Regions from separate parts of the Homo sapiens genome. Here regions 1 and 2 are each linked to region 3. Evidence: chromatin loops called from intact Hi-C (ENCODE). Cell type or tissue: GM12878. All regions are shown on one strand.

The links. Hi-C counts contacts between places; a loop is a spot of excess contacts. Peaks named below come from ENCODE experiments on the same cell type or tissue, not always from the same donor. Only the 100,000 strongest peaks of a DNase experiment are listed, where the experiment ranks them.
Region 1: it touches region 3 in a loop (3-fold over the local background); 7 of 110 quality-filtered maps call a loop at or near these places.
Region 2: it touches region 3 in a loop (2.1-fold over the local background); 4 of 110 quality-filtered maps call a loop at or near these places.

The regions. Positions count from the first base shown.
Region 1 is chr4:23,611,125-23,619,124 of GRCh38, forward strand. No RefSeq gene overlaps it. Among named protein-coding and RNA genes, the nearest start is that of PPARGC1A-AS1, 150 kb to the right of the region's middle. RefSeq lists an enhancer at 3,948-4,508. In GM12878, no CTCF peak of the experiment used is centred here; a DNase peak (open chromatin) is centred at 3,522.
Region 2 is chr4:23,714,724-23,722,723 of GRCh38, forward strand. LOC105374528 (a long non-coding RNA gene) reads left to right here and starts at 3,951. Exons shown (of 3, transcript XR_925477.3): 1 at 3,951-4,119. In GM12878, a CTCF peak has its summit at 3,038 (motif pointing left); no DNase peak of the experiment used is centred here.
Region 3 is chr4:23,132,923-23,140,922 of GRCh38, forward strand. All of the region lies in intron 12 of LOC105374524 (a long non-coding RNA gene), which reads left to right. Among named protein-coding and RNA genes, the nearest start is that of ADGRA3, 620 kb to the left of the region's middle. In GM12878, a CTCF peak has its summit at 3,055; no DNase peak of the experiment used is centred here.

The sequences.
Region 1 (8,000 bases), 480 kb after region 3:
ATAGGAAGCTGAGCAAAGCATATCATACAATGAAACGTAATTAGCAAAAGATCTGTATACACTGATATGGAGTAATCTTCAAGATATTTGTGCAGTACAGTAAATAAGGTCTAGAATATGATATATATTGTGATTCTTTTGTGTAATAAAAGGGATGAAATATGCATTTGCTCTTTTTTTGCAAAGAGAAAGGGGTAGCAAAAATAAAGAACAAGTAAAGTGGTTATCATAGGAGAAACTAAAAACAGGGAATCAGATATTTTTACAAGATAAATCAAACTTTTCTGAATATGGTCTCTATTTCAGAGGTATATTACTATACACTTCTATTTTACATTGATGTGTTTACGTACTCCAAAATGAAATTAAATTTAAACGGCAATCACTAGGAATTGTAAACAAATTGAAGTGAATGTATCCGTGTATCGAGTTGATGACATAATCAAAAATCTGAATTAAAATTACTTAAAAACACAGTATAGTACAGTATTTTGACTCTATATCCTCTGTAGGCAATATTTAAAGGACAGTAAAACCTGAAAGGAAGTCTTAAAATTTGTGTAGTAATCTAATATGTTCATAGCATTATTGATGCTATTATTTTAGAATTATTTTACATGTGTTACAGGACAATGCAAGTAAATAATTTTGCTAACGTTACTAGAAATCAAGCTTTCAGAGTAATAAAAAGAGAAAATAATTTACTTAAGGAAGTAAAAAAATTGTATTAGTAAATCTGAATTGAAAATATCAGTATATAATCATATTTGCTATTAAATAAGTATGTATTTTATAGCCCCAAAGCAGTGAGCCTAACCATCACTTCATTGTGTCCCTGAATATTATTCTTCAAAGGAATCGTGAGTCCTTGAAAGATAAGGCTGGCTATTTTTTTTTTGTACCCAAAACAAGGAAGCTAACAAAGACTCATGAGTTATCAAAATAACCCAAGGACCAAAATTAGGAAGTATCTTTATTTTGTGCATCAAAAAGAAAAATCTATGGAAATGATTGAAATGTATTTTAAAAATCCTCATTTCTTTACAATAATTTTAAATTGAAATAAAAAGAGTAGTAAAACAATTTAATGAAAATACATACCTATATACCTGTAGAGAGGTACAGCATACATCTCAATAAATGTCATAAAGAAATTAGGACACCAATTCCTTTCTCTGAATATCGGAAATTAAAAGAAAAGAGTTTAGTACAAACTCTTTATACTTCGTTTTCTGTAGAATATGTACTGAAAGATAACCAAGTAGTCATAGATGAGGTGGGAAAATTGTTCTTTAAATAGGAATTTCATTTACTAAATGTGGGAATAATGACAAAATTAGAAAATCACCATTTTGTGCTATCCAGTTAAGTAGTTGATTCAGACAATAATCATCAATGGATGAAACCATTAGATGAAAGTTTAATGGAGAATACATTGTGGTGATCAAATTGCTATTATTTGAACCATGGGTCAATCTTTGCATCATTAAAAGTAAGGAAAATCAGACATCGTTAGTCTCCTAGTGAAATTCAATATGAGGCACAGCACATCAACCATGAATTAATCTGTCAAAAAGTAAAATCCAAATATAATCAAGAGCTAACTTCCATGTATGACTACCCAGAAAATAAAAGGAACAAGTTAAATGACACAAAAATAAGCAAACAGATAAATGCATTATGTGTTGCACTCTGCATAACAACTTATCAGTCTCTGCATTAAGTCCTCAGCATGGAAATCAAAATGGGAAGAATATTCACTTCATTAAAAAAATAAAGAGTTGTGACATACAAATGTAATGGTACCTTATTTGTTCCATAATTCATACAAACCAAGTGGAAAAATAATTTTTTAGACAATCAGAGGAATTTGACTAGGTACTATTATATAACTAACTGTGATATTAAGATATCAATATCTTAAAATATAGATAAATATCATATAACTATGATGTTTTTAATCTGGTAGATGTGATGAGGACTTATCTAATACTTTCTTCAAAATATGTAAGAAACACATTTTTGAGAGGAAAGGAATAGATAAGCAAATTTTAGGCAAAATTGGGATAATTGTCAGATCTCAATGGTTAGTACCTGGGGGATAATGTACTAAATATGTAGATTTTTTTAATTAAAAACAAAAACAAAGAAGAAATAAAGTCTCTGTTTCTAAACTTTTTTTTTCTTTTTTTCTCCAAACTTTTATTGAGTAGTCACTTGCTTACAACTACTGTTCTGTTACATGCGATCGAGAACTTTGACAATAAAACCGTATGGCAGCAAAATTGAAGAAAATGAATGACATATATATCGAAGGTCTGGTGATTTTCCACAGGGAAAGACGTTCTATAAATGTATTCTGGAAAACTACATATATATCGTTCATTTGCACAATATAAAATCACATGATTTTATTTAATGAGGAATCACTGAAGTACAGCCAATAACCAACAAAACAGTGACCAAAATACTCCATGCTGCTTATATGACAATGAGTAAACCTTCATGTACGCAAAAAAATTAGGAGACCACAGGATCCTAGGATGGACTAGAGAATGTGACAAAATATAATCTAATTATATTACAAATGTATGAAACAACTTCCCTGAAGGGTTTGAAGGAAAGGTGCTAATCTAAGTAACTTTGGAAATGAGTGAAGTCTGGGAGTCTAAAGGCAAAACAAATTATACATAAGCACTGGACTCTAGTTGATGAAGCTGTTTCCCACAGGGATATGGGTTAACAGCTCTGATACTGCTTTACATGTATACTGTGATTGAACAATTAAGTAAATGAATGGCAGATGGTGGAAGCCAGCTTTCTCACTGTAGGAGTGTAGGTTATAGATAAGCAAGTGAAACAGTCTAGAATGATCTATGTTGTAAAGGATTAGTCATAGACATCTGTATGAATTTATATCTAGCTCAATATAAATACAGATGGTTACACATAGAAATATTTATAGATATTTGTATACACACAGGTTAGTATACACAAATACATATATCCTTGCTCTGTCAGCTGAGTCAGTCTGAAAGCAATGAAACCCCAGAAGCAAGGAGTTCATCTGGAACTGAGAGTGTGGTTTGTAGTACCACTCTCTGACTAATGAAATTGGGGTTCCTTGGGAAAATATTTGATTCTAAGAACAGGGGCTGCCACCCTTCCTGTGCAGAGATCCTCCTGCAGGGATGTGTTCTGTCCACTCCACATCCAGGCAGGTCTCCAGGAATCTGGAGCTCTCACTCTCCTGAATTAGTTTAGGCCATCTCCCCATCCCTGTGCAGAGAACTTGGGGCCCAGGAGGTTTCCCAGCTCCACACCTAAGCACACCTCTGGGTGCTTAGTGGTTGCCCACTGGATTCTTCCTTGGCACAGGCGCTTGTGTCTGCTGTCAGAGGACCTGTAGTTGGACTTGTCAGGTCTGGCCCCACCCTTTTTGACCACCTCCTCAGGGCTGAACAGGGAGTACAGACCATTGAACTTCATAAATCAGCTCTTGCCTGAGACAACAGAGAGCTTCTCCCAGGAAACAAGGATCAAGTATATACCCAGCCATGTTGGCTACAGCTGGCTCTTACCCATAACTGCCATCTACTGGCTTGTAGGTCAAACTGCACAGCCCTATATTAAACCTGTCAACAGAGGGAGGAGGAGCCAAGATGGCCGAATAGGAACAGCTCCGGTCTACAGCTCCCAGCGTGAGCCACGCAGAAGACAGGTGATTTCTGCATTTCCATCTGAGGTACCCGGGTTCATCTCACTAGGGAGTGCCAGACAGTGGGCGCAGGCCAGTGTGTGTGCGCACCGTGCGCGAGCCGAAGCAGGGCGAGGCATTGCCTCACCTGGGAAGCGCAAGGGGTCAGGGAGTTCCCTTTCTGAGTCAAAGAAAGGGGTGACGGACGCACCTGGAAAATCGGGTCACTCCCACCCGAATATTGCGCTTTTCAGACCGGCTTAAGAAACGGGGCACTACGAGACTATATCCCACACCTGGCTCAGAGGGTCCTACGCCCACGGAATCTCGCTGATTGCTAGCACAGCAGTCTGAGATCAAACTGCAAGGCGGCAACGAGGCTGGGGGAGGGGCGCCCGCCATTGCCCAGGCTTGCTTAGGTAAACAAAGCAGCCGGGAAGCTCGAACTGGGTGGAGCCCACCACAGCTCAAGGAGGCCTGCCTGCCTCTGTAGGCTCCACCTCTGGGGGCAGGGCACAGACAAACAAAAAGACAGCAGTAACCCCTGCAGACTTAAGTGTCCCTGTCTGACAGCTTTGAAGAGAGCAGTGGTTCTCCCAGCACGCAGCTGGAGATCTGAGAACGGGCAGACTGCCTCCTCAAGTGGGTCCCTGACCCCTGACCCCCAAGCAGCCTAACTGGGAGGCACCCCCCAGCAGGGGCACACTGACACCTCACACGGCAGGGTATTCCAACAGACCTGCAGCTGAGGGTCCTGTCTGTTAGAAGGAAAACTAACAACCAGAAAGGACATCTACACCGAAAACCCATCTGTACATCACCATCATCAAAGACCAAAAGTAGATAAAACCACAAAGATGGGGAAAAAACAGAACAGAAAAACTGGAAACTCTAAAACGCAGAGCGCCTCTCCTCCTCCAAAGGAACACAGTTCCTCACCAGCAACAGAACAAAGCTGGATGGAGAATGATTTTGACGAGCTGAGAGAAGAAGGCTTCAGACGATCAAATTACTCTGAGCTACAGGAGGACATTCAAACCAAAGGCAAAGAAGTTGAAAACTTTGAAAAAAATTTAGAAGAATGTATAACTAGAATAACCAATACAGAGAAGTGCTTAAAGGAGCTGATGGAGCTGAAAACCAAGGCTCGAGAACTACGTGAAGAATGCAGAAGCCTCAGGAGCCGATGCGATCAACTGGAAGAAAGGGTATCAGCAATGGAAGATGAAATGAATGAAATGAAGCGAGAAGGGAAGTTTAGAGAAAAAAGAATAAAAAGAAATGAGCAAAGCCTCCAAGAAATATGGGACTATGTGAAAAGACCAAATCTACGTCTGATTGGTGTACCTGAAAGTGATGTGGAGAATGGAACCAAGTTGGAAAACACTCTGCAGGATATTATCCAGGAGAACTTCCCCAATCTAGCAAGGCAGGCCAACGTTCAGATTCAGGAAATACAGAGAACGCCACAAAGATACTCCTCGAGAAGAGCAACTCCAAGACACATAATTGTCAGATTCACCAAAGTTGAAATGAAGGAAAAAATGTTAAGGGCAGCCAGAGAGAAAGGTCGGGTTACCCTCAAAGGAAAGCCCATCAGACTAACAGCGGATCTCTCGGCAGAAACCCTACAAGCCAGAAGAGAGTGGGGGCCAATATTCAACATTCTTAAAGAAAAGAATTTTCAACCCAGAATTTCATATCCAGCCAAACTAAGCTTCATAAGTGAAGGAGAAATAAAATACTTTATAGACAAGCAAATGCTGAGAGATTTTGTCACCACCAGGCCTGCCCTAAAAGAGCTCCTGAAGGAAGCGCTAAACATGGAAAGGAACAACCGGTACCAGCCGCTGCAAAATCATGCCAAAATGTAAAGACCATCGAGACTAGGAAGAAACTGCATCAACTAATGAGCAAAATCACCAGCTAACATCATAATGACAGGATCAAATTCACACATAACAATATTAACTTTAAATATAAATGGACTAAATTCTGCAATTAAAAGACACAGACTGGCAAGTTGGATAAAGAGTCAAGACCCATCAGTGTGCTGTATTCAGGAAACCCATCTCACGTGCAGAGACACACATAGGCTCAAAATAAAAGGATGGAGGAAGATCTACCAAGCCAATGGAAAACAAAAAAAGGCAGGGGTTGCAATCCTAGTCTCTGATAAAACAGACTTTAAACCAACAAAGATCAAAAGAGACAAAGAAGGCCATTACATAATGGTAAAGGGATCAATTCAACAAGAGGAGTTAACTATCCTAAATATTTATGCACCCAATACAGGAGCACCCAGATTCATAAAGCAAGTCCTCAGTGACCTACAAAGAGACTTAGACTCCCACACATTAATAATGGGAGACTTTAACACCCCACTGTCAACATTAGACAGATCAACGAGACAGAAAGTCAACAAGGATACCCAGGAATTGAACTCAGCTCTGCACCAAGCAGACCTAATAGACATCTACAGAACTCTCCACCCCAAATCAACAGAATATACATTTTTTTCAGCACCACACCACACCTATTCCAAAATTGACCACATAGTTGGAAGTAAAGCTCTCCTCAGCAAATGTAAAAGAACAGAAATTATAACAAACTATCTCTCAGACCACAGTGCAATCAAACTAGAACTCAGGATTAAGAATCTCACTCAAAGCCGCTCAACTACATGGAAACTGAACAACCTGCTCCTGAATGACTACTGGGTACATAACGAAATGAAGGCAGAAATAAAGATGTTCTTTGAAACCAACGAGAACAAAGACACCACATACCAGAATCTCTGGGACGCATTCAAAGCAGTGTGTAGAGGGAAATTTATAGCACTAAATGCCTACAAGAGAAAGCAGGAAAGATCCAAAATTGACACCCTAACATCACAATTAAAAGAACTAGAAAAGCAAGAGCAAACACATTCAAAAGCTAGCAGAAGGCAAGAAATAACTAAAATCAGAGCAGAACTGAAGGAAATAGAGACACAAAAAACCCTTCAAAAAATCAATGAATCCAGGAGCTGGTTTTTTGAAAGGATCAACAAAATTGATAGACCACTAGCAAGACTAATAAAGAAAAAAAGAGAGAAGAATCAAATAGACACAATAAAAAATGATAAAGGGGATATCACCACCGATCCCACAGAAATACAAACTACCATCAGAGAATACTACAAACACCTCTATGCAAATAAACTAGAAAATCTAGAAGAAATGGATACATTCCTCGACACATACACTCTCCCAAGACTAAACCAGGAAGAAGTTGAATCTCTGAATAGACCAATAACAGGCTCTGAAATTGTGGCAATAATCAATAGTTTACCAACCAAAAAGAGTCCAGGACCAGATGGATTCACAGCCGAATTCTACCAGAGGTACAAGGAGGAACTGGTACCATTCCTTCTGAAACTATTCCAATCAATAGAAAAAGAGGGAATCCTCCCTAACTCATTTTATGAGGCCAGCATCATTCTGATACCAAAGCCGGGCAGAGACACAAGCAAAAAAGAGAATTTTAGACCAATATCCTTGATGAACATTGATGCAAAAATCCTCAATAAAATACTGGCAAACCGAATCCAGCAGCACATCAAAAAGCTTATCCACCATGATCAAGTGGGCTTCATCCCTGGGATGCAAGGCTGGTTCAATATACGCAAATCAATAAATGTAATCCAGCATATAAACAGAGCCAAAGACAAAAACCACACGATTATCTCAATAGATGCAGAAAAAGCCTTTGACAAAATTCAACAACCCTTCATGCTAAAAACTCTCAATAAATTAGGTATTGATGGGACATATTTCAAAATAATAAGAGCTATCTATGACAAACCCACAGCCAATATCATACTGAATGGGCAAAAACTGGAAGCATTCCCTTTGAAAACTGGCACAAGACAGGGATGCCCTCTCTCACCACTCCTATTCAACATAGTGTTGGAAGTTCTGGCCAGGGCAATCAGGCAGGAGAACGAAATAAAAGGTATTCAATTAGGAAAAGAGGAAGTCAAATTGTCCCTGTTTGCAGACGACATGATTGTGTATCTAGAAAACCCCATGGTCTCAGCGCAAAATCTCCTTAAGCTGATAAGCAACTTCAGCAAAGTCTCAGGATACAAAATCAGTGTACAAAAATCACAAGCATTCTTATACACCAACAACAGACAAACAGAGAGCCAAATCATGGGTGAATTCCCATTCACAATTGCTTCAAAGAGAATAAAATACCTAGGAATCCAACTTATAAGGGATGTGAAGGACCTCTTCAAGGAGAACTACAAACCACTGCT
Region 2 (8,000 bases), 580 kb after region 3:
GTAGAGACGGGGTTTCACTATGTTGGCCAGGCTGGTCTCGAACTCCTGACCTCGTGATCCACCCGCCTCGACCTCCCAAAGTGCTAGGATTACAGGCCTGAGCCACCAAGCCCGGCCAATTTACACTTTATTTTAAAAATCCCTTCTAGAATTCCCAAGCAAAATGTATGCCAACATGCCAACTCTGTGACTGCAGACAGGAAAAGAGAGAAATGAATTAACTACGCAGATACTGAAGAACAGTCTTTACTGATCATCAAGGAAGTTAAAGCAAATTATTTTCCTTTACCTCGAATTATCCAGAAAATCATCTCCATGCTTTACTTCTCATTGTGTTGTAAACAAAGCTTAAACCAAATGAAAAGTTGGTCGAATTATTTGTAATTCTTTTATCTGTCTTCATAACGCAAGCCAAAAAAAAAAAAAAAGCAAAAAACAAAAAACCTCTGAATTACAAACTACCCACAAATTTGCAAATGTGTGGACCTTGTATTGGAGAATTTCATGAAATAGAAGAGAAGAGAATGGGGTGTGTCTATGAAAAGTAGATAACATAAAAATGCTTTGTGGCATTTCCCTATGTCTTTTCTGAATGGTTGGAGATGTTTTATATAAGGTTCTGCTTCCATTAACACTTAGGCACTGTTCCCTTCCTCAACACTGAAATGACATTCTAAATGGCATGTCTGTGTATTATAACCAGGTCCCAATTTCTTCTCCCTTTTTGCATCTCATATCAACAGCAGGACAGGCAAAAGATTGGCTCGGACAACGACAAAGCAATGGAAAAATGCCTTTAGTTATTATTACCAGAGTAAATGAAGAAACTGCACACCAGATGGGTGTATATTATCTATCCAACTAAAAAAGTGTCTTGTTAACAGAGATAAATGGTCTGAAATGGCAGAACATTATCTTGCAATTTTAAAAAATAATAGCAGCAATATTTCAGAGGATAATTCTGCAATTTTTTCAAGGTTTCTGTTAAAAACCACATTTGATATTGATAGATACATGCTTAAAGTGTTCATTGGCACATTCATAAATATGTGAAGTTGAAAGGGATTTTTTTAAAAAATCCCAACTACAATAATCTCTATTGGAAGTGTGAAGACATGATGTGAATGGCCTATAGCATTTGCTAGGGCTGAACATGTTTCATTCATTCCTGAATCAGCTTTGTCAAAACAAAGCAGAAGCAGTGTGGTGCAGTGGGCTGTGCCAATTGCCAATTGCTATCAGTGTGACCTTGAACTTGCCAAATAATGTAAAATCACAGTTTTCATCTCTCTTTTTTTTTTTTTTTTTTTTTTTTTTGAGACAGAGTCTCCCTCTGTCACCCAGGCTGGAGTGCAGTGGCACAATCTCCGCTCACTGCAAGCTCGGCCTCCCAGGTTCACGCCATTCTCCTGCCTCAGCCTCCGGAGTAGCTGGGACTACAGGCGCCCACCACCATGCCCAGCTAATTTTTTTGTATTTTTAGTAGAGACGGGGTTTCGCTGTGTTAGCCAGGATGGTCTCTATCTCCTGACCTCGTGATCCGCCCACCTCAGCCTCCCAAAGTGCTGGGATTACAGGCGTGAGCCACCGCACCCTGCAGTTTTCAGATCTCTAAGATGTAGACAAAATCTACCACACAGGATTGCTATGAGAATTTTCAAAAAAATCCTGTAAGTATCCTGTCTGGTACATGAAGGTGCCATCTAAATGTTCACTTCTCAATGAGCAGTATTTGTAGAAAGTGTTAGGTTTTTTATCTCCTTATTGAAAGGAGCGTCTAGTTTCACACAATGGGAATGTTTTGCTTTCTTTTAATGTTATGGTACATTGTTCCACTTTTGATAGTGAATAAAACAAGATCTCTGGCAAAAATATACAATAAATATTATCCCCCTTCTGTAGTCCTTGGCCTAGTTAAATCTGTATTACAGTTAAACCTAAAATCCATTATGAATATGAAAACACCACCTTCATTTGCATTCAGCCATATCTGTAGGCAAAAAAGGTTATTTACTAGAAGAAAAATATAATTAATTTCTGAGATGTTTTATTTTATTTGGAAGGCCTCCTCTCTCCAGGAACATAACAACGACTTACTGATTTAAAAGTCTTATACTTTAGAGGTGGTCAAAATACTTTTCTAACAATCATGATGGCTTGTGTTTCTAATCGCAGTAACACCTGGCTAGAAGATAAAAACGGTCTTCAGAGAACCTTTGGGCCTTTTTAGTTTTTGTCACCTCAATGTTGCTCTTGTATGCACCCGGGAAACTTGGGTGGGTTTTAATCTTTCCATTTAGCATTTGGTTAGTTGGTTTGTTTAATAACTAAGAGTACTGAAACATACAAGTTGACTTACCAGTTTGTCAAGCCAAGGAGAAAAATACAATGCTGTCTGTGATACCCCAACGATAATAAAGAAGATAAAGGTGCCTACCCTGGAACAGCTTTGTAAAGTTCACTGTGGTGGGCATGGTCAAAGTAGTCTCATCGTGCTTGGGGATTCGAGTTGGAGCCTTTGGTAATGGTCATGTCAAGTCAAATGACCCTTGAAAAAAGTAAAAGCCATCATAGGCAGAACCCACACAATATTTTCATCATAGTAGGCCCCTTTCGCTCCAGTATATTCTCTGTTCTTCATTTGAACACCAGCGGAGGTAGTTTGCTTGGATTGAGAAGATCTATCATATATAAAAAAAACAGTCTCAACACAACTTGGAAGCTGAGATTGATGGTGGTAATATCAAATTGATCTCTCTTAATTCATGATATAGGAGAAAACTCAGTGGCATACGGTAGATCTGCAGTTGTATTTATGTGATTAAATGTGTATTTTAAATAATTTCATCACATTTGTTTTCTGCACAGGAAAATTCTTTTACTGGGACCAGCTCCTTCTCTACTCTATCCATATACCAGTAACTGGGACGGCCATGTTTTTACAGAGCCTCACCCCTCCCACAGTCTGGACCAATCCCTGCACTTTCCTGAGATATTTTAAATTTCAGAGCACAGAGAGGGTGATACAGTCTCCCTCTTGTGGTCAAAGCCAAAAAATGTGAATCCTGTTTTCCATATGCCTCCACAGAAATAGAACATACAGTGAAAAAATTAATAGTAAGAATACAGTTGAAAGGCAGACAGATGGAGCTTTGAGACCTGGAGGGAGGGTCTATAGCTTTCAAACCCCTGATTCCGTTTGTTCGTGAGATTCTGCAGGATCCCGCCCTTGTCTGACTGTTCAACTCTGTACTAATTGTGAAAGTTGGTAAATGATCCCTCTAGCCAATAGCTTGCTAGGGTTAACTTTCTGCCACTTGCAACTACATTGATATAGTCACCAAAGTGTTTACTTAGATCAATGTTCTCCCCAGCAAAGACAGAAATAGCAAACTGATAAAAACTTTATTACTGGCATAAATGTATAGTGGCCTTACCTTTGCAAAAACACTTCACTTGGATAGTCCAACACGACTTAACAGTTTATTTTTGTTCTCTGGGTTTTAATTTCCTCATCAATGAAATGGTAGGGTTGAGCTAGATCAGAAGAACTAAGGGAGCCCCATGGACCACCTAGCCGCACCGCAGTGAGTGTGCGCTCATTCTGACATTCTTTCCCAAGGACTTTCAGTTCTGCTTCAGAAGACTTCTCTCCGCAGTATGCGGGGTGGAATTTACTTTTCGTTCCTGAACCTTAAATGATCTCGAAATGCCATTATAACCTTGCTAACAATGTAGTGAATTAGACCAGGCAAGTAACTGATTCCCATTACATGAGTAAGGAAATTGAGTCACAGAGAAACTTGTAGTTTAGATAAACCTGTTCAGCTTCTTTTTAACCCTCTTTCCCCTCTTCATGTGTACCTGGGGAGGTGGAAGGAGGATGAAAGACTGTGGCTGTTCTTTAGTAGTTTCTTTCCTTGGAAAAAGAACAGGGTGGGGCATGCCACTGCTCTCGAAGGCTTCTGTACTCTTGCATCGGAAATCATCTCCTTTTCTTCTCCATCCCTTTGTCTCTCCTAACTTATTGCATCACATCAGCACCAGCTGGCTGTACCCCATATTAGAGGAAGATGGGGCCCAGCCAATGATTGCTTCTCTGAACTAAGCTGTACCCTGGTGAGTAGCATTCCCAAAGGGGTTTAACTTAGGAGTGGGAAATAACAGAGAAACTTGTTCAGAGACCAACTTTTGAACCCAAGCAGAGATGCAAATTTGGGGTCTAGGCGTGCCATTTAGTCAACCCTGCAAATTAGCACATGCTCGCTTGCCTGGAGCCCTGAAAGAAACCAGGAAGGGACCACAAGGAATTCCAGTCTGTTCTGTTTCTCCTTCAATTGACTTTTGGTCATGTTTTAGTTGGTATTTGCTTCTGTGGGTGCCTATGGCTGAAGGTAAATGTTTGTTTTCTTAACCTGGGCATCAACAAGCAGAGATGACATAAAAATGAGTTTAGATTGAAAGTTAATAATGGTAAATTTTAACAGTAAACTAGGAAGAAAAATAGAGCATGTGTATAATTTATATAATATTATGTATTTATATATAATTTATATATTTACATATATATATGCACACACACAAAAGCTGAAAAATTAGTCCAAAAATTAAATTACAACCTAGTCAACTCCATAGCTAAGAATCTTCCTTTTTTTTTCCTTTAAAGGTCACCATTCACAATTACTGTTCATGGGTGCAGGGGTGAGGATGACTGTATTTAGGTGCAATTGTTTAAATTTATGCTCTTCATAAAAGCAAGTGTCTCACTCTGACAAGGGTTGTAACCCTCATGCATTTCCTACAGCTCTAGCTGAATTGGAACTATTAGGTCCCGTTCACTTACACCTTCTCAGAGAAGATTCCATTTCCCAATTATTGGAACATTGAGTCAAATAAAAGCAAATGTTGTTAAAGAAAACAACATGGAAAGAGTCTTTCGATATCTAAAGAAAGCTGGGGATTGATCGAAACTAAGTAGTTGAAAATGCATCTCTATCCATGACTTGAACCACAAAGGTGGTGGGAGGCGGGGTAAAGGAAAGAGGGATAGGAACTTGGAGCAGGGGCAAGAAAGAGAGAAAATTTATTGAAGTAGAGAAAGATAATTGGTATCTGGAATTTCCTCTGCAATTTAAGGCTGTCAGGCCAGCATCTTGCACATCTTCCCACATTGAACACATCGCTATTACGGAAGCAGAGCTCTATTCTAGGATAGATTAAAGAGCTGATAGGTGAAACCAGCTGCAGAGAGCATCTGTTTTGTTTTTGTTTTTGTTTTTATTTTTTTTTTATTTCAGAGCAGGAGTCCTTGCAGAACTAGAAAAATACAGATTCCAGGCCGGGCGCGGTGGCTCACGCCTGTAATCCCAGCACTTTGGGAGGCCGAGGCGGGTGGATCATGAGGTCAAGAGATCGAGACCATCCTGGCTAACAAGGTGAAACCCCGTCTCTACTAAAAATACAAAAAATTAGCCGGGCGCGGTGGCGGACGCCTGTAGTCCCAGCTACTCCGGAGGCTGAGGCAGGAGAATGGCGTGAACCCAGGAAGCGGAGCTTGCAGTGAGCCGAGATTGCGCCACTGCAGTCCGCAGTCCGGCCCGGGCGACAGAGCGAGACTCCGTCTCAAAAAAAAAAAAAAAAGAAAAATACAGATTCCAGAGTTCTTAGGAGGTTGTAGTCTAGGAGGGAGTTTTCACAACCTTCCAATCTTTAAAGTGCACTGAGCTCAATGAATCCCCATGAGTCCTTCCAACACGTGACTTGCCATAGCAACTTTATCTTCCAAAATATTACTGGGGTGAAAAGACCTGGAGCACAGCTTCACTTTTACCCAAGGTATTTCCTATTCATTGCCTTATTATTTGACTAACGCCTGGGTGGCTATGTTTGCAGATCCTGTCTTCTAGGCTACCGTGAGGAGTTGCTCCATTACTTATTTCCTAAATGAATAGAACTACCTCTTCTCAGTCATCACAGCCTAAGCAAATGGTTTGAAATGATAAACCTGCCAAACAGCTTGTGGTCACACAGCTGACTTGTAGAATCTTTAGGAGCTTTGATTAGTATGACTTGTGGGGGTGTTGGAAAAAGAGAAGTCACTTAGGATAACATTTGTTAAGAATCAGTGGTATGTCCTATGCAGCCATGAAAAAAGATGAGTTCATGTCCTTTGCAGGGACATGGATGAAGCTGGAAACCATCATTCTCAGCAAACTAACACAGGAACAGAAAACCAAACACCACATTTTCTCACGCATAAGTGGGAGCCGCACAATAAGAACACATGTACACAGGGAGGGGAACATCATACACTGGGGTCTGTCGGGGGTGGGGGGCTAGGGGAGGGATAGCATTAGGAGAAATACCTAAGGTAGATGATGGGTTCATGGGTGCAGCAAACCACAATGGCACATGTATATCTATGTAACAAACCTGCACGTTCTGCACATGTATCCCAGAACTTAAAGTATAATTTAAAAAAAAGAAAGGAAAATAAATCATTATGTGAAAAAAAAATCAGTAGTATGTCAAGAAATTTAATTTCAGTATATTTTCATAATAACCCTGCAAAGAAAACCTGGTTATTCCCCTTTTTCATTGAGGAAACATAAGACTTCTCAAGAATCTCCAACGTTCTTGGCTAGGCTCGAGGGGGCAGAACTCAGTTGTCTTTGACTCCAAAAACTCACGAACCACAGAAAGTGCATCAACCTTTTTTTTTTTTTTTTTTTTTTTCAAAGCGGAGTCTATCTCTGTCACCCAGGCTGAAGTGTAGTGGCGCGATCTCGGCTCACTACAACCTCTGCCTCCCAGATTCAAACAATTTTCCTGCCTCAGCCTCCCGAGTAGCTGAGATTACAGGCGCCTGTGACAATGCCCAGCTAAATTTTGTATTATTAGTAGAGATGATGGGGTTTCACCATGTTGACCAGGCTGGTCTCAAACTCCTGACCTCAGGTGATCTGCCTGCCTCAGCCTCCCTAAATGCTGGAATTACAGGTGTGAGCCACCGCGCCCGGCCAAGTGCGTCAACTTTTAAAGCTGCGTTACCTCCTTCTGAAAGCCCATTTGAACAGTGAACTTTTATGGTATGAAGAGTGTATTCCTATACGCCAATATGTTAGAAGATTCTGTGGATTAGTAGCAGTGCTTTTTAAGCTTTTTTGTTCATGGTGCAAATAAGGAATGAATTTTATATTAGGACCCTGTACACACATACCTATTCTATGTCTATAAAAGTACATTTGTAACTGAAAACCACTCACAAAACAATACCTTCTTTTATATGTGAAAAGCATTCTGATATGTTCTAGTGTATTTTCAGACTATGTATAATACTAGAACAGTGGTTTTGAGTACTCATTATGGAGCAAAACCAGCTGGGATCATATGTGCATGCAGATACTTGACAATCGTTGTAGGAACTTGGAAAAGCAACTTAACCTATAAAAACAATTATACCTCAAAAGGTTGTCATGAAGATTAAATAAATATTATGTGAAAATCACTGACATAAAAAGTACCCAACAAATGTTGGCTCTTACTCTGTTAGGACCTCAGCACAGGGCCTAGATGGAGCAGCTTTACAATGACTGACACATAAAAGCACCACAAAAAGGTTTGCTGTTTGTGATGCTGTGTACTTATTATGTCTACTAAGTGTAGGGCAATGTGATAGGATGTATAAACAAAAGAAATTGGATAATATTTACATAGATGAGCAAAAGGAATGGGACATCACACAACATAAACAATTTTGTGGAGACAGATTTTTTTTTTTTAAATCTGAGATCAGATTCTTAGTCATTTCCTTTTATAATTTAATATAAAAATAAATATGGTATATGTATTTGTCTAGTCCCTTATTTGAGGCTACTTCTCCCACTAGACTGTAAACCTTTTTAGGGCCAAGACTGTGTCTGTTAACCCACCACTGTATTTTCTTGGCCTGTAGCCATATCTTTGACGTAGAAATCATTCAAATTACTACTTACGGCCGG
Region 3 (8,000 bases):
TCATATTCCCAAAGCACAAAATGCAGAAGCAGACATTTATTTCTTCAATACAGTGGAGATTTTGTATAAATTTAACTTCTGATTAGAAAACTTTTTACATTGGAAAATTTCAGCAATGAAATTTCAGTAATAAGCCAAATGCAGGTCTGCTCGAGGTCGAATGAAATTTAGATGAAAAATCCAGGATTATCAAAAAGAATGAGGGAACTTCAAGTTTCTGTACATCCAAGGTTAATGGGTTGGATTCTTTCATTTTTGATTTTTATGGCAGCACATAATTTCTCTTCCTAGTTGGCTTTCTGCTTTTTTCAAGCAATAAGTTTTGAGTTAAAATAGTATACCTCACTTGTAATCAAGCCTGTATGTTTTCCTATGTGAATATTTCTATAGTACCTATCACTTGAGCATGCTATGGATTATTTTCTTTCATAGAAAATAACAACACATGAAATAGTCCTTTAGTAATATTTTCTTTTTTCTTTTCTTTTCTTTTTCGAGCCAGAGTCTCACTCTGTCACCCAGGCTGGAGTGCAGTGGTACAATCTCAGGTCACTGCAACCTTCGCCTCCTGGGTTTGAGTGATTCTCATGCCACAGCCTCTGGAGTAGCTGGAACTATAGGCACCTACCACCACGCCTGGCTGATTTTTGTATTTTTAGTAGAGATGGGGTTTCACCATGTTGGCCAGGCTGGTCTTGAACTCCTGACCTCAAGTGATCTGCCCACCTCGGCCTCCCAAAGTGCTGGGATTACAGGTGTGAGCCACTGTGCCTGGCCACTGGTAATATTTTCTAGCAGGATGTATTAATCCTAGTCATTTAATTATTGAGAAACTGAGGTATAAAGGAATGAGTCTATGGTGAGCAGTTCGCATTGAACTTATCCTCTTCTAAATAAGAAAGGATATAACATTCATTAAGCATCTAATTCCACACCTATTTTCTCATTAATTTGTAGCATATACTCTTTATAGCAATCGTTGGGGAAAGCACCCTAGTATTGTCTGTTTCTCTCTGCGTTGTTGCCTTTCATTCTGATGCCATCATAGCACCTTTATCATTCACTCTTTCTAATAAGACTGTAAATTATTTATGGGCAACGATGGTGCTTTGAACTTGTGTTTCTCTGTCATAATGCCTAGCATAAATACTCGAACACAGTCTAATCAAAATGTCAATCGTGACAAGAGATGCCTGCCAGACCAGTTGTTGGAGACCTCCAGTTTTAACTTAAGAGGCCTCACTTATGCTGTGTCTTTGGGAGAAAGTGAATAGGGGCTGAAGGGATATAGGAGGAAACCAGGGAGAATCTTCATCCTGCAAGATTTCCCTCAGATCAACGTTGTCTCCGTAGTTTCTCTTGTGGGAGCCTTACCCTTTACTTATGCCATGTTGAATAGAGGGAAGGACTTAACAGAAGGGATTTATGGCTGAAAGCTTCCTTAATTATAGGCTAGTATAATAAGTCCTTCCACTATCTTAATGATTGGGGAATTAAGAAGCTCCTTAATAGAAATTGACAGGTTCCATTGTCATTGCAAAGAAGGTTCTGTTATGGTCTAGAGTACCCTGCCAACCATCCAAGGATTTAGGGTTCCCCAAAGGCTCATTAACATCTTAGACCATAAGGTCTCCAAAGGAGGCACTAATGGTCCACCTCGTTATGATCTGAGGATAATGACTGCTTGACATCCATATCCATTGAGATGATAATCGCTCTGTAAAAACTGTTATGATGTCAGCAGCCAAAAAAAAAAGAAAATCTCATTTGCACTTTATAATCTTTGGTTTCTAATATAGTATTTAAATTATGCTAGAATTATTTTATGAATCTGGCTTAATAGAGGCAATGCATATGATGCTCTTTAAAAAAAATTAAAAGTCTCTTTTAAAAAAGTTGTTATCACCCTTATATCACTGCATAAATGAAGGGTAAGATTAGTAAAGCTCTTATAGCACCGAAATACTTATGAGTAATTGAATAAAAAACAAAGACTTAAATTTCCCTTAATTTACATACACATTTACTCCAGGGAGTGAAAAGAAATTCTCTTCTTAGAATGCCCCCAAACAGAGAAAAAAAGCTCATAGTGGTAATAATACTAATAGGAGAGATTGTCAACTCACGCCGAGTGCTTATTATGCATCTTGTCCTGCACTAAGTAATTTTCCTGCATCTCATTTTCATCTTCGCTGAAACATCTCTGAGGGGGCATCTCTCTTGCCCTCACTGTACAGATGAGAATAGGGAGGTGCACAGTGGTGAAAGATGCTGTCCGTGATCTTCAAGGTGGTGCATAGCAAGGCGTGATTCAAATTGATTCACTCTGGATTCAGACTTGTGCTGTAACGATGAGGATTGTGTGCCAGAAAGAGTTATGGGTTTCAGAATCGGGAGAAATGGGCTTATGCTTGGCCACTAACTAGCTGTGTGAACTTGGAGAATTTATTTCACCTCTTGGGACATTCTGGACTAGTAAATCTTGAAAGCATTTTTTACTACCAACGTTTATACTGACAAGGACATCTCAGTAGCAGAACTGAAATCAGAATTTTCACATTACTCTCTCAATAGCTACCAGTATTCATGAGTAGTAACATCATCGTTTTCCCATTGTAATTCAGTTTGGCTGAATGGTTTTCCACTTTGGTACGAAAGTGCTGATTTTAAAATAATCTTACTGCTTATAGAAAACATATGGAAAAAAACCATCCCATATTATTGTTTAACTCTGTAAAGTATACCAAAAACCATTTTTCCAATCAATTTCTATTTGACTTTAAACAAGGGAAAAATGGAGATGAGTGTAAACAAAAATCTATTAGTCAGTGTTAGTACAGCCTTTTTATAGCTCTAAGCATTTCCCTGTGTATAAACATAAGAAAGCAAATTAACATTTTAAAGAGATTTCTCTATTGGGTTATATTTAATAACAAACCAGCATAAAAAGAAGGAATCTTGTAATAATAATTTTCTAAAAATCTGCAGATGCTCTTACAGCCTTGAAGCTTAGCTATTTGTTGGAGCTAAAGCTGCAATACCCAGATTCTTCCACTAGAGGGGTGAATTGTTCCTAATGAATAAGATCTCATTGTCTGGGGAGGGGGACAGACTGGTGCTGATAACTTACAATGATACTGTGGACTCCAAAAATATACTTGGAGTGGCCTTTACCATAATATTCATATTCAGTGAAACTAGCTATAGGACAGAGTGATAGAAAAGAGGTTTTAACTATCAAGTCCTAATGGAAGTACAATCTTGTTATTATGAAATTATTTAGGCTATGGATGGGAAAAGAAATAGTTGTATTCAAGTTGTAACAAAAGATGTCAATTTGGCTGCAGAATGATAGATGAAAATAGAACTTCTGGGGGACAGTATGGTAATTCTGAGTATCTGAGGAGAAAGTTCACTGAGAACCTCAAACATTTATGGTTACTACAGTTGTCTTGCAGAAATACATTCATTGCAATTTTTACACAAAACATGATTAATTAGAAAAACAATAGGCCTGGGCATAAATAGCCAACATTCTCTACTTTGTTTTTTAAGGAGAAAGGAATGTACTGCTGACAAATTCTCTTCAGCTGCACAGTTCATTTCCTATTTGCTACTGCGTTCTCCAGGGATAGTGAAATGTCTGACTGTAGCAGGCAAAATATTGAAGGAATAGAAGTGTCATAAGCCACAAGATTGGCCAAAAATATATATTAGCATGTCCTGACAATCATTGTTTAAAAAGTAAAAGTCAAAAACTAGTTTCTAGTGTTCTAGCAAAAGCAGAAATGCTTTAAGCAAATAATTTCAAGTTATTTCCAGTCCAATGTTGCACATTGACTTTATGTGCACAGAATGTAGACATCATTTTGACATGTTGCTGATGGAAGAGATGCAAAGAAATAAAAATGAGCAGAAAAGAGGTATTTCAAAGGAGGCATATATATATATATATATAATTTTTTTAAGAGAAATTCATATGTTAGAGGTTGTTTTCAGTAGTTTCCAAGTTTTTTAAAGGATCCTTCTTGAGGAGACTTTATATAAAACTCTCCATCAATGCACAGTCCTTTCAGTTTGTGTCAAGGAACAGTTTCTGACACAGTAAGAAATACTAGCTGGTGTCTGGGATAAAATTTACTTCCATCTCACACACACACACACACACACACACACACACACACACACACACACAGAGTCAATCATTATTCACAGATCCTGTATTTGCAAATTTGTCTACTTGTTAAAATTTATTTGAAACCACAAAATCCATATTTCAGGTGATTGTTGGTCATTCCTAGGCATGCATGGGGTGGGAAAATTTTGATCTGACCATATGCAAATACCCAGCTGAGGCTGACATAGCAACACTCTGCCTTCTTATTTCAGCTCTGACTGTAAACAAGGGTCTTTTTGTGATCCATTTAGTGCCTTTTTTTTTATTTGTGCTTTTTTGTTGGTGTTTTAAAATGGCCCTTAAGTGTCATGCTTAATTGCTGTCTAGTGTTCCTATGTGCCAAAGGCTGGGATGTGCCTTACAGAGAAAATACATGTTCCAGATAAGCTTGCAAGTTCAATGTTAATGAATCAACAATAATATTTAAAAAGATGACTTTAAAACATGATTATGTATTGGTCGATTGATTGAAATGTGACCAGAGGCTCACAGGAACCTGACCTTTCCTTTCCCTTAGGAAAGTTCAGTGCCCATTAGCTCAGTGTTGGTGGAGACTTCATAGAACACAACTACTGTGAATAATAAGAATCACATGTGTGTGTACAGAGAGTGGAAGGGAAAGGGAGAGAGAGAACAGAGGAAAGAATCATAATTGTGAATAACAAAGTGTCCTTCACTTTGGAATATTCCTCTCTGCTGACAAAGACAAAAGCATTTATTTTAATTTTTGCATTCAAACCAAACTCAATAGAAGTAGATCAAATACTCCAAAACTGATGAAGGGGAAAACACCCCAGTACAACAAAGGCTGATAGTAAACCATTACCAGCAGTATAAATGAAGATTTGGTATAATAAGTATGTGTCTGCCAATAGCATAAGGTTAGCTCTAGTCTGCCCAGGACTCCATCCCAGCTACGCCAATTGCTACAAATGTGATCTTAGATGATTTATGAAAAACCTTTAGCCTCAGCTTCTTCATCTGAATAAATAGAAATAATATCTATTCAAATAGTTTCCATGAAGTTTGTATAATTTATATAATACAACAAGCATAATGATTATCTTATCAATGAGCATTATTTTACCTTTTGTATTCATTTTTCCTAACAGTTTTTCTTCATATTCCATATAGAAAAAAAAATTAAGACTATGCTCTAAGCAATAGCTTTTAATTTAGGATCAGTCATTTATGATCTCCAGCGTCACCCAGCTCCTTAGCATTTCTCCACAGTTCTTCTGTGGTCCTTTGTCAGTCAGTTCCTGTACCCATTTCTTACAATACTTATCTGAAGCTGTTTCCCATATTCTCCTCCTTCTACCCTATCATTTCCTTTGCTCCTCTCTCACATGGCCTGGATGTCTACCATAAAGGACTGAATGTTTGTGTCCCCCCAGAAGAAATTGTGGTAAAATCTCACTCCACAATATGATGGTGGGAAGGTGAAGCCTTTTGGAGGTAATTTGGGTCATTAGTCCTAAAAAATGAGACTATGGCCCTTATAAAAGAGGTCCCAGACTGCTCCCTAGCCCTCTTTCCACCACGTGAAGTTACAATGAGGAGTCAGTAGTCACAAACCAGAAGTGTAGTATGAGGGAAATATGAGAAGAAAGACTGAAGAGGTAGGCAACGGACAGATCAGAAAGACCTAGTGAGCTAAGACAAAGAGAAGTCCTCTTTTGCAAGAGCAATAAAGAGGCATCGTAGAAAGTTAAGGAGAGCTGTGATATGATCAGATTTTTGTTTCAGGAAAATTCAAATTTGACAGCAGTGGGGAGAATGGATTGCAGGGATCAAGATAAATGCTGAGAGACCCATTAGAAGCTTATGGCAGTAATCCAGATAAGAAATGGATTACTTAATATAGCCCAGCCACACAGGTACCCTGTGTGGATAACCCAACCACACTGGCACCCTGATTTCAGACTTCTAGCCTCCAAAACTGTGATAAGTAAATTTCTGTCATTTATAAGCCACCAAATCTGTGGTAGTTTGCTATAGCAATCTTAATGGACTGAGAAACCTACTACAGAGAAAATAAACACTTTCAGAAGATAATTCCCTCAGCTTCCTCCTCTATCCCCTGAGACACAATTATATGCATCCACCCCTATCCTTGGGTATGTATCTTTTATTAGGGTCTTACCAATTTGTGGAGAATTACACTAAATGCTCAACATATTTATCTTATTTAGTCCACATGACAAATCTTTGACATAGTTCAATGCTTGGCACTCCAGGTGTGCCTCGTTGAGGAAGATTCTGATGCTAAATTGGAGGATAATGAGGAAGAGGTCTATGATAAACCCTTTGTATGCTGTGTGCACAAGAATGAGTTTTGGTGGTCCTTTTGCCACATGGTTGCCATCTCTCCTCTTGCAAATCTTTCAGTCTCCTATTGGCATTCTTTTTTTCTCTGTTCACTCCTTAAGTGTTGGCATTTCCCGGTGTTATATACGCACGTCCGTGCTACATTTTCTCTAAGGCTGACTGCATCCACTCTTACAGCATCACTTTCTTATGTGAAGGTGACTTCTACTTCTCCATCTTTGGACCTCACTTATTTTCCTCCTAAGTCAGACCTCTGGTTCCATGTGAATTTTCATAGGCTTGCGGCCCTCAACATAGCCAAAACGGAAGTCACCATTTGACCTACTGAACTTTCTTTTCCCTGAGTGACTGCCATCTCCAAGAGCAGCATGGCGATCAGCTGGCTTCCTCCCCATGCCACACACCCAAAGCCATTCTCAAGCTCCACCTTTACGACTACCCTTCATATTCATCACTCAAAAAGTACTGTTAATTTGACCCATTGAATATTTCTGAGATCTGCCCTCTCTTTTCTATTTTCTCTACTATTTACTTAATTCAGATTCACAACATTTCTTACCTGGATTACTGCCATAAGCTTCTAATGGGTCTCCCAGAATTTATCTTGATCCCTGAAATCTACTCTCCCTGCTGCTATCACATTTGAATTTTCCTGAAACAAAAATCTGACCATATCACAGCTCTTCTTAACTTTCTACAATGCCTCTTTATTACTCCTGCAAAAGATGACTTCTGTCTGGCTTAGCTCACAAGGTCTTTCTGATCTGTCCCTTGACTACCACTTTAGCCTTTCTTCTCATTTGTCCCTGATGCTCACTCCCATATCATAGTCACACTTAATTGCTCTCAGTTTCTTAATCATGATAATATACTGTATTTTGCTTCTAAGACCTTCTACTTGCAAATCCCCTTTCCTGGAGCCATCTACCTTCTTCTTATCAAAATAGCCTCCTAATATGTTTAAAAAGTTAACTCAAATACCACCTACTTCACAAAACCCTTTTCAAACAAAGTCCCACATGATCTCTATTGGGCGTTTTTATAATGTATCATTCTTAACTTTCTTAGAGCACATAACACGTGATTTTGTAATGGCCTGCTTACTTGTCTGTCCCTGTCTTCATTTGAGTTCACTCAGAAGCAGATTCTGACACAAGGGTTCAAACGCAAATAGTGTATAATGTAGCCGAGTTCAGGAACCTCTAGTAGGAGAGTAGAGAAATGAGTCAGAGGAGAAAAGAAAGCCGATGAAGTGTGTGTCCTCATGTAAGTTACCACTATTGGTAACTGGTACATAAATCTGCTAAGGAACTCTGGGAATCAGTTTTGAAGATATGCCTCAGAATTGTTCCAATTGAAGGGTGAGGGAGCTGGGTTATTTATACACCAATACCCATTAGTCACTGTTGAGGGGCTGTTAATAGGGTGGGAGTGTTGGTGGGTAGAAGATAATTTGGGGACATGTCCAGTCTGCTGTGTTACACAATTCCTT